Linked DNA regions of Homo sapiens: region 1 is linked to region 2. A link is an interaction called in ENCODE POLR2A ChIA-PET data of the cell type or tissue named here. Cell type or tissue: CD4-positive, alpha-beta T cell. All regions are shown on one strand.

Region 1 (4,000 bases), 800 kb after region 2:
ATTCTCCTCCCTCAGCCTCCCGAGTAGCTGGGACTACAGGTGTGCGCCACCACGCCCAGCTAATTTTTGTACTTTTAGTAGAGACGGGGTTTCAGCATGTTGGCCAGGATGGTCTAGATCTCTTGACCTTGTGATCCACCCGCCTCGGCCTCCCAAAGTGCTGGGATTACAGGTGTGAGCCACCACGCCCGGCCCAGCTAATTTTTTTAAAAAAGCTTTTAGAGATGGGATCTTGCTATGTTGCCCAGGCCAGTCTTGAACTCCTGGCCTCAAGTGATCCTCCCGCCTCAGCCTCCAGAGTAGCTGGGGTTACAGGCCCAAGCCACTGTGTCCAGCTCATATTAACTCTTGAGAAGCTCTTTTCACTAGCCAGTTCTAGGTTTGTCATGAGGCAGTATCTCAGTGACAGCTGCTGTACGGGCCTTACAAGAGAACCCAAAGCAGCCTGGAGAAAGAACATCATAAGCAGAAAGGACATGTTGAGAAAAGTCAGCAGCAGGTTATTATGTTATATGAAAACAATCATGGCATACAAAGATACTGTGCCCTCTCAAACAGAAGCCAACCAATGAATGTCAGGGTAATGGAGGTAGGCCTGCATGTTACAAGTTTAGTCCTGACAAGCAGCTGCTTGCTTTTCTCCAAAGCAGTAGCGTAGAGGTGCAAGAATCAGAGTTTCTTTTTTTTGAGACGGAGTTTTGCTCTGTCACCCAGGCTGGAGTGCAGTGGCGCGATCTCGGCTCACTGTAAGCTCTGCCTCCCGGGTTCACGCCATTCTCCTGCCTCAGCCTCCTGAGTAGCTGGGGCTACAGGCACCCGCGACCACGCCCAGCTGATTTTTTGTGTTTTTAGTAGAGACGGGGTTTCACCATGTTAGCCAGGATGGTCTTGATCTCCTGATCTCGTGATCCACCCGCCTCGGCCTCCCAAAGTGCTGGGATTATAGGCGTGAGGCCAAGAATCAGTTTCTGAGCATGCTCCCAGCTACGCGCCCACAACTGCAAACTGCCTATGGGCTGTTCTCCATCCAATCCATCTGGCTTGGGGCTCCCTCTGCTCAGGACAAACTGAGGGAGTACAGGGAAGCAGAGGCCTTTAGACCTCATACTTTTGCACCTATAATGTTATCACAATGCCTATTTGAGATAAGAAATAAAAAGAACAGACATTCGAGATTAGGCAAGACAAGGTACTTGCTCAAAGAACTTTGCAACCTGGAGCCAGCATGGCCACATGGAGTCAGGCAGGCAAGTGACCTCATTTCTGCTCATGTTCAAATTAACTCATCAACCAACTGTCATCATCCAGGTCAGCCTGGACATGGGACATTTTAAGTCCATTTTTTCCCAACTGGAAGAGGTATTTCCACCAGCTACTCTCCACAGCTTCAAAAACAAGGTCAGTTGTATGCTAACAAGAGATAACAAAACAGTGGAATTCAGAGGAAAACAGGGAGAGACCTGAAAGAGCACCTCAAGAGCATGAGCTACAAAATCAACCAGCCAACAAAGAGCACAACAGTTTGAAGCCCCATGATACCCACACACAAAAACAACCAAGGCATCCGTCGGTCTGCCCTTCACTCCCCAACCAATCCCAAGAGAGAAGCAGCAACCGCTTGTGGCTTCTGGTCATCTGGAACCACACAGCTGCACCCTGCCAACCTGACATTCACATACCCACAGAACCAAGGTTGCACAGTTTCTGACAAGAACAGGCAGCAGAAACAAAAGTTCAGGAAATCTGGAGCTGGAGGTGGGAAGAGGAGTAAGGATATAGATGGACAAGGGTTACTGAGTGATGGATCTAAAATAATAGTCTGAGAAATTCATTAAATTGACTTTTATAAGGAATGTTGGGGACAAAGTATTTTTTTTTTAAGGAACTGTCCCTTTTTTTTCCCCCTCTTTGGGAACTGTCCCTTTTTCTAAGCTGAGTGCATGATGTGCCCTTTGACTATGGCAATACTAGGCACACTTCTGCAGTCAGTGCCATGCTGTGCACATGAAGGCTCCCTGGGAGGAATGCAGAATAAAGATTAAGTGTGGGCCCTGGAGTTCAGAAAGCCTCTATTTGAATTCTTGCTTAGCCACTCACTGGCTATGTAACTACCAGCTACTCACCTGACCTCTCTTATCATTAGTTTTCTTAACTACAAAATGGGGTGGTAATAGTATTTATGGTAGACTTCTGTAAAACTTGAATAAGATAGTATATGTAAAATGCTTAGCACAGTGCCTAGTACATCCTCACCCACCCTGATGACAACATTCGCATCACGTCCCTCAGAAACTGCCAATACCTTACCATTGTTCTATTTTTTCACTTGGGCAGTGGTTACACGGGGAAATCATTTATCATTATTTATAATACAATATTATATTTGTACACTCTCTTAATGTCTGTTGTATTTCATAATTTTTTTTTTTTTTTTTTGAGACAGAGCCTCGCTATCTCCCAGGCTGGAGGGCAGTGGCGCGATCTCAGCTCACTGCAAGCTCCGCATCCCGAGTTCACACCATTCTCCTGCCTCAGCCTCGCGAGTAGCTGGGCCTACAGGCGCCCGCCACCACGCCCAGCTAATTTTTTTTTTTTTTTTTTTTGTATTTTTAGTAGAGACAGGGTTTCACCGTGTTAGCCAGGATGGTCTCGATCTCCTGACCTCATGATCCGCCCGCCTCGGCCTCCCAAAATGCTAGGATTACAGGCATGAGCCACTGCGCCCGGCCTGTATTTCATAATTTTTTAAAGTCTTGTTTTCTTAAGTGCTAGCATCTGTAACAGCATCAGCCAAACTTATGAAGAAAAGACCAGAAGAGCCACTAAAGGAAGATGGGTCTCAAAGGCTGATGAGAACTGTGATAAATAAGGAGCAACACTCAAATCCTGAACCACCAAATAAACTTTCTTCTCAGGATTTCTCCAAAAGAACATTTGACAAAGTGGAAAAAAAAAAATCAGCCATATGGTTTCACAAAGGGTTGTTCTAAGATCTTCAAGTAAATTAAAATCTCAATTATAAACAGAGGGGCAGACAGTTTTTGTTTGTTTTTAAGATGGGGTCTCACTCTGTTGCCCAGGCTGGAATACAGTGGTGCCATCATAGCTCACTGCAGCCTCAAACTCCTGGGCTCGAGCAATCATCCCGCCTCAGCCTCCTAAGATGCTGGGGCTATAGGTGTGCACCACCATGCCCGGCATAGCAGGGAAAGGAAAATATCTTTAGCTTCATTACAGTTTTAGGAGGAGAGATAAGGCATATAAACTTTAAAATCCCAGCAAGAAAAAAAAAAAAACAAAAAAACCCACAGCATTGTTTTACCAAATAGGGAAGCAACCAAAAAAAGCATTGCACACTTTTGGAGGCCGAGGCAGGCAGATCACTTGAGGTCAGGAGTTCGAGACCAGCCTGGCCAACATGTTGAAATCCTGTCTCTACTGAAAAAACAAAAAGTAGCCAGGCATGGTGGCACATGCCTGTAATCCCAGCTACTCGGGAGGCTGAGGCAAGAGAATCACTTGAACCCGGGAGGTGGAGGTTGCAGTGAGCTGAGATCACGCCACTGCACTTCAGCCTAGGTGACAGAGTGAGACTCTGTCTCAAAAAAGAAAAAAGGAAAAAAAAAAAAGCAAAAAAAAAGCATTGCAAACATTGTGACAAAATGAGAGGGGGGAATTTACTCCCTTGAAATCTAGGAGGAGCTATCCATACTGTAAACTCATTCTTCTGTTAAGTGTCCTTCAAAACCAGAGGAAAATAATGTGACCAATGAAGAAGCACTGGACCTGTTGCTATAACTGTTGAAAGGAAGGAAGGAAGGATTTGGAAAATCTGGACATTCAAAAATACCAACGCTAAAAATCCACACTACCCAGTCTGGCTGTCATACTCACTTTTATTTCTTGCCTTCCTCACCAACTTTTTTTTTTTTTTTTAAGGTAACAGAAGTTAAAGTAAAATCCACAAATGGGGTAATAAACACCCAAGAAGGTAGGCAGG
Region 2 (4,000 bases):
GACAAAGTTTAACTGGTGGTCAGGTGAGTTAAATAGAATATGGATTGCCTGCAGCACGATTTAAGTTAACTATTGCCCCCAAAACATCCCAAGTTTACTTTCAAAACATCTACCAACTAATTTCCAAAACAGATGCACCCTATCTGATAAAACTTAGGCTGCAGCAGCCAAATGCCCTGCACTTCTTTCTTGATTTCTTGATTTGCTTTATGATTGGCATAAGCTCCTCCCCCTATTCCTCTTATATACCCCTTCCTCCCCAACTCTAAACACATTCACATATACACCTTCAGCCTGGAAGCCCCTGTAACAATATTAGCTCCTCAGTGGAAAGAAAATGAAAAACAATTTCAGGCTTACCTTTAAATTCCTGATTTTTGCCACTTTGCCATCAACTTCCACAATAATTCTTCCCCCTTCTTTGGTCTCCCTAGAAACAAGACCCAAGCTCAGAAGAAATGTTGTTTTTAAAATCAAGAAAAAAGAGCCTAAAACCAGTGCTAGTGGGACAAAATATTTCCCTACTGCTGTACCCTTAAGAGAAGCGTCTGTCTCCATAAATGGCTATAAGCGTCGCATCAAGCAGTCCCCTAGCTGGCATGCTTCCCTGGATCTTTACAATTTGGCTCTGCAACAGCTCACATTCACATTTAGTACCCTCTATGTGTAAGGCACTTTATTAGGGGCACTACATATTGTTCTTCATCTTACGCTATCCTCCTACGTATCCTCCTGACATAGCTTGCTAACATATCATTTTTACAGGCAGAGGACTAAAGCTGAGAGAAATTATGTAACTTGTCCAAGGTCACACAGCTATCAGTGGCAGAGCTAGGATTTAAACTCATATTTGTCTGACCAGGAAGCCTAGGCTCTGAATTATACCTTAGAAGTCAGGCTTAGAAACCCTAGAGAGTGCGGGGAGCAGTGGCTCACACATACAATCCCAACTACTTGCAAGACTGAGAGGCAGGAGGACTGCTTGAGCCCAGGAGTTCAAGGCTGCAGCAAGCTATGATCACGATGCTGCACCCCAGCCTGAGTGACAGAGCAAGATCTCATCTCTCAAAAGAAAAGAAACTCTAGAGAGCATCCTTGGCCCAGCATATAACACGGCATCATCTCTCATTTTCTCCAGCATTTTGGGCATGGATATTGACAAAAAAAAAGTATTGGAATCCTCTCTGCTGAGACCCTGAGAATATATTTCTCAAATCCTTTCTTTATATCTTCTTAAATCAGAAGCAGGGCCAAGCTCCTCAAGAATCTTCCTATGTTGCAGTTATGTGGTAATACTGCTAACAACTAAACAATCTCTACACTCACTTTAATGGGCTTAATCCAGATGACCCACATACCTGATACCTATCCTTTTTCATAATATGAAAAGCCACAGCTAAAGTACTCATGACCAAAATGTTAACAGATGAGAATTAATTAGAACATCCTCCACTACAAACAATAAAAGTTATCAATTAAATTACTCCTAGCCTAGAACCTGAAAGTTGAGACAATACCTTCAGTCTTATTTTTTATCCTTCCTCAGGCTTCCCAGGCTATGACCTAGAGGACTGGGGGTAGGAGAAACACAGTGAGACAGGGGTCTTTAGATTTAATTTTGTTTATTGATTTATTTAGAGACAGGATCTCACTCTGCTGCCCAGGCTGGGGTGCAGTGGTGCAATCATAGCTCACTGCAGCCTCAATTTCCTAGGCTTAAGCATTTCTTCCACCTCAACTTCCCAAGTAGCCAGGATTACAAGCACTTGCTACCATGCCCAGCTAATTTTTTTGTTGTTGTTGTTGTTGACGACACAGATTGGTATTGAACTCCTGGGTTCATGCGATTCTCCTGCCTCAGTCTCCAAAAGTGCTGGGATTACAGGCATAAGCCACACTGCCTGGCCCCTTGTAAAACGTTTAAAAACCAGACAGCCAAGCACAGGGGTCTGAGGAATAAAGATTGTTGTAATGTATTCTTTTATCAAATGTTCATAAAAACTATTGAAGTAGTTATCCCTATTTTACAGACTTAAAAACAAAAAACAAAAAAAGCTATGTAGGTTTCCTGTCATCGTGGTCGTCGCCGCCGCTGCTGCTGCTGCTGAGGCTGCTGGCGAGGCCCGAGGATCGGCTGGCGGCAGGGGCGGAGCCAGACGAGGGAACTAGAGGAAGCGAGCGAGGAGTGCGCAGAGCTCGCTTTTCCACCCGCCCTAGGAGCTGGAGCAGACCGGCCCGGCGCCGCCGCCTACCCGCCACACAAAGCCCAGAGCCCGCGTCCACAGCCATGTCCTCCTCCGCTGGCAGCGGCCACCAGCCCAGCCAGAGCCGCGCCTTCCCCACCCACACCGTGGCCATCAGCGACGCCGCGCAGCTACCTCTTGACTATTGCACCACGCCCGAGGGGACGCTCTTCTCCACCACACCAGGAGAAACTCAAATCATTTATGATAGAAAGTTTCTGTTGGATCTTCGCAGTTCTTCCATGGCTCAGACCCCACCTGCCATCTGCCCAATATCCCGGGAGTCACTAGCCCTGGCACCTTAACTGAAGACTCCACAAGTAGAAGTCAATAATTTGAACAACTTGAACAATCATGACAGGAAACATGCAGCTGGGGGGTGATGCTCAGTTGGAGATGGGCATCTGACTCTCCTGCAAGGATTAGAAGAAAAGCAGCAACACTGGTACCTGTGTGCACCTGATTTGGCCAATAGGATCAACAGTGAAAAGACAGAAGAGGCAATACCAGCAGTCCCCATTACAGTCTCCGTCTCCCACTCTTCCTCTGGGTGCCAAATGATGGGAAGATGAGCTTCATCTGACCATTTCTTCTCCCTGTCTCCTGTCCCCCTTCCCAGTTAAACAAGTTAGATTGAAGGCCCTTGGTGTATTTCTGTAGCGCTAAGCAGTCCTTAGAGGAAAACAGTTAAACTCTGGCTTTCCTAGTTTTTTTTTTAGACAAAGTCTTGCTCTGTTGCCCAGGCTGGAGTGGAGTGCAGTGGCATGATCTCTGCTCACTGCAACCTCTGCCTCCCGGGTTCAAGCGATTCTCCTGCCTCAGCCTCCTGAGTAGCTGGGACTACAGGTGGCCGCCACCACGCCGGGCTTTTTGTATTTTTTAGCTGAGACGGGGTTTCACCATACTGGCCAGGCTGGTCTCGAACTCTTGACCTTGTGATCCTCCTGCCTTGGGCTCCCAAAGTGCTGGGATTACAGGCGTGAGCCACCACGCCTTCTAGTTGTTTTTTTTTATTGAGAGCCACCCTCATACCCCTCATTTTTGTTCCAAATCAAATACCAACCTACAACTGCCTGGCTTCTTGTTGTTGTGCTTGGGAAGAAATGGGGAAGTCTGAGGAAGGGATACAGAGGCTTGGTGGGCCTAACACCATTCATGTTCCTTTGTATCCCACCTATGGTTCAGTGTTGCAAGATTCTGGGCTTGGGGTCTTTAAAACTAGCAGGGGGGAATGATAAAAAAGAGAGCTGCTTTTCCTTTTACCTTGAGGTATTTGTCCCTTGGGACAGAGCACAGTTTGTGCAACTCTGGTAGCATTACCCTGTGACACTGTTTTGAGGTCCTCTTCCCTTCTTTCCTCTGGGAGGAATGTCTTCTGTCTTTGGTATTATAGTTCATCTTCCCATTCTTTTACTTAGCACATTTGTGCAGGTATTTTTAACTCTGTACATCAGAAGAGAGCCCTTGATAACCAGTCTTGCTCTTCTTCTGCCATTCCTCCCTGCTTGCATCTTGTTGCTGGCAGAGTCCTCTTGTACTTCAAGAAAGTGAAGTGATTTTGTCTGCTCCTAGAGCAGGTCCACACCAAGTAATAGAGGCACTTTAGCCTCCACTTGGTGGGTAACGCCTGATCATAGTATTGTGTCAGATAATGCCTAAGAATGACCTCTGAAGAGTGTTGACCCATTTGAGTACCCAGTCTCAGTAGTCATTTTTAAGTCCAGTGAGCATTGTGATAGTTGTTCTCAGATTGCAGT

The links. Peaks named below come from ENCODE experiments on the same cell type or tissue, not always from the same donor. Only the 100,000 strongest peaks of a DNase experiment are listed, where the experiment ranks them.
Region 1: POLR2A ChIA-PET joins it to region 2 with 5 read pairs; 3 of 35 experiments call an interaction of 5 or more read pairs at or near these places.

The regions. Positions count from the first base shown.
Region 1 is chr15:41,780,696-41,784,695 of GRCh38, reverse strand. All of the region lies in intron 2 of MAPKBP1 (mitogen-activated protein kinase binding protein 1), which reads right to left. Among named protein-coding and RNA genes, the nearest start is that of MAPKBP1, 8.2 kb to the right of the region's middle. In CD4-positive, alpha-beta T cell, no CTCF peak of the experiment used is centred here; no DNase peak of the experiment used is centred here.
Region 2 is chr15:42,579,776-42,583,775 of GRCh38, reverse strand. It overlaps STARD9 (StAR related lipid transfer domain containing 9), which reads right to left. Exons shown (of 33, transcript NM_020759.3): 2 at 361-430. It also overlaps the pseudogene EIF4EBP2P2. Among named protein-coding and RNA genes, the nearest start is that of STARD9, 6.2 kb to the right of the region's middle. RefSeq lists enhancers at 1,953-2,002, 2,423-2,592. In CD4-positive, alpha-beta T cell, no CTCF peak of the experiment used is centred here; a DNase peak (open chromatin) is centred at 2,155; H3K4me3 peaks cover 1,072 bases; H3K27ac peaks cover 914 bases.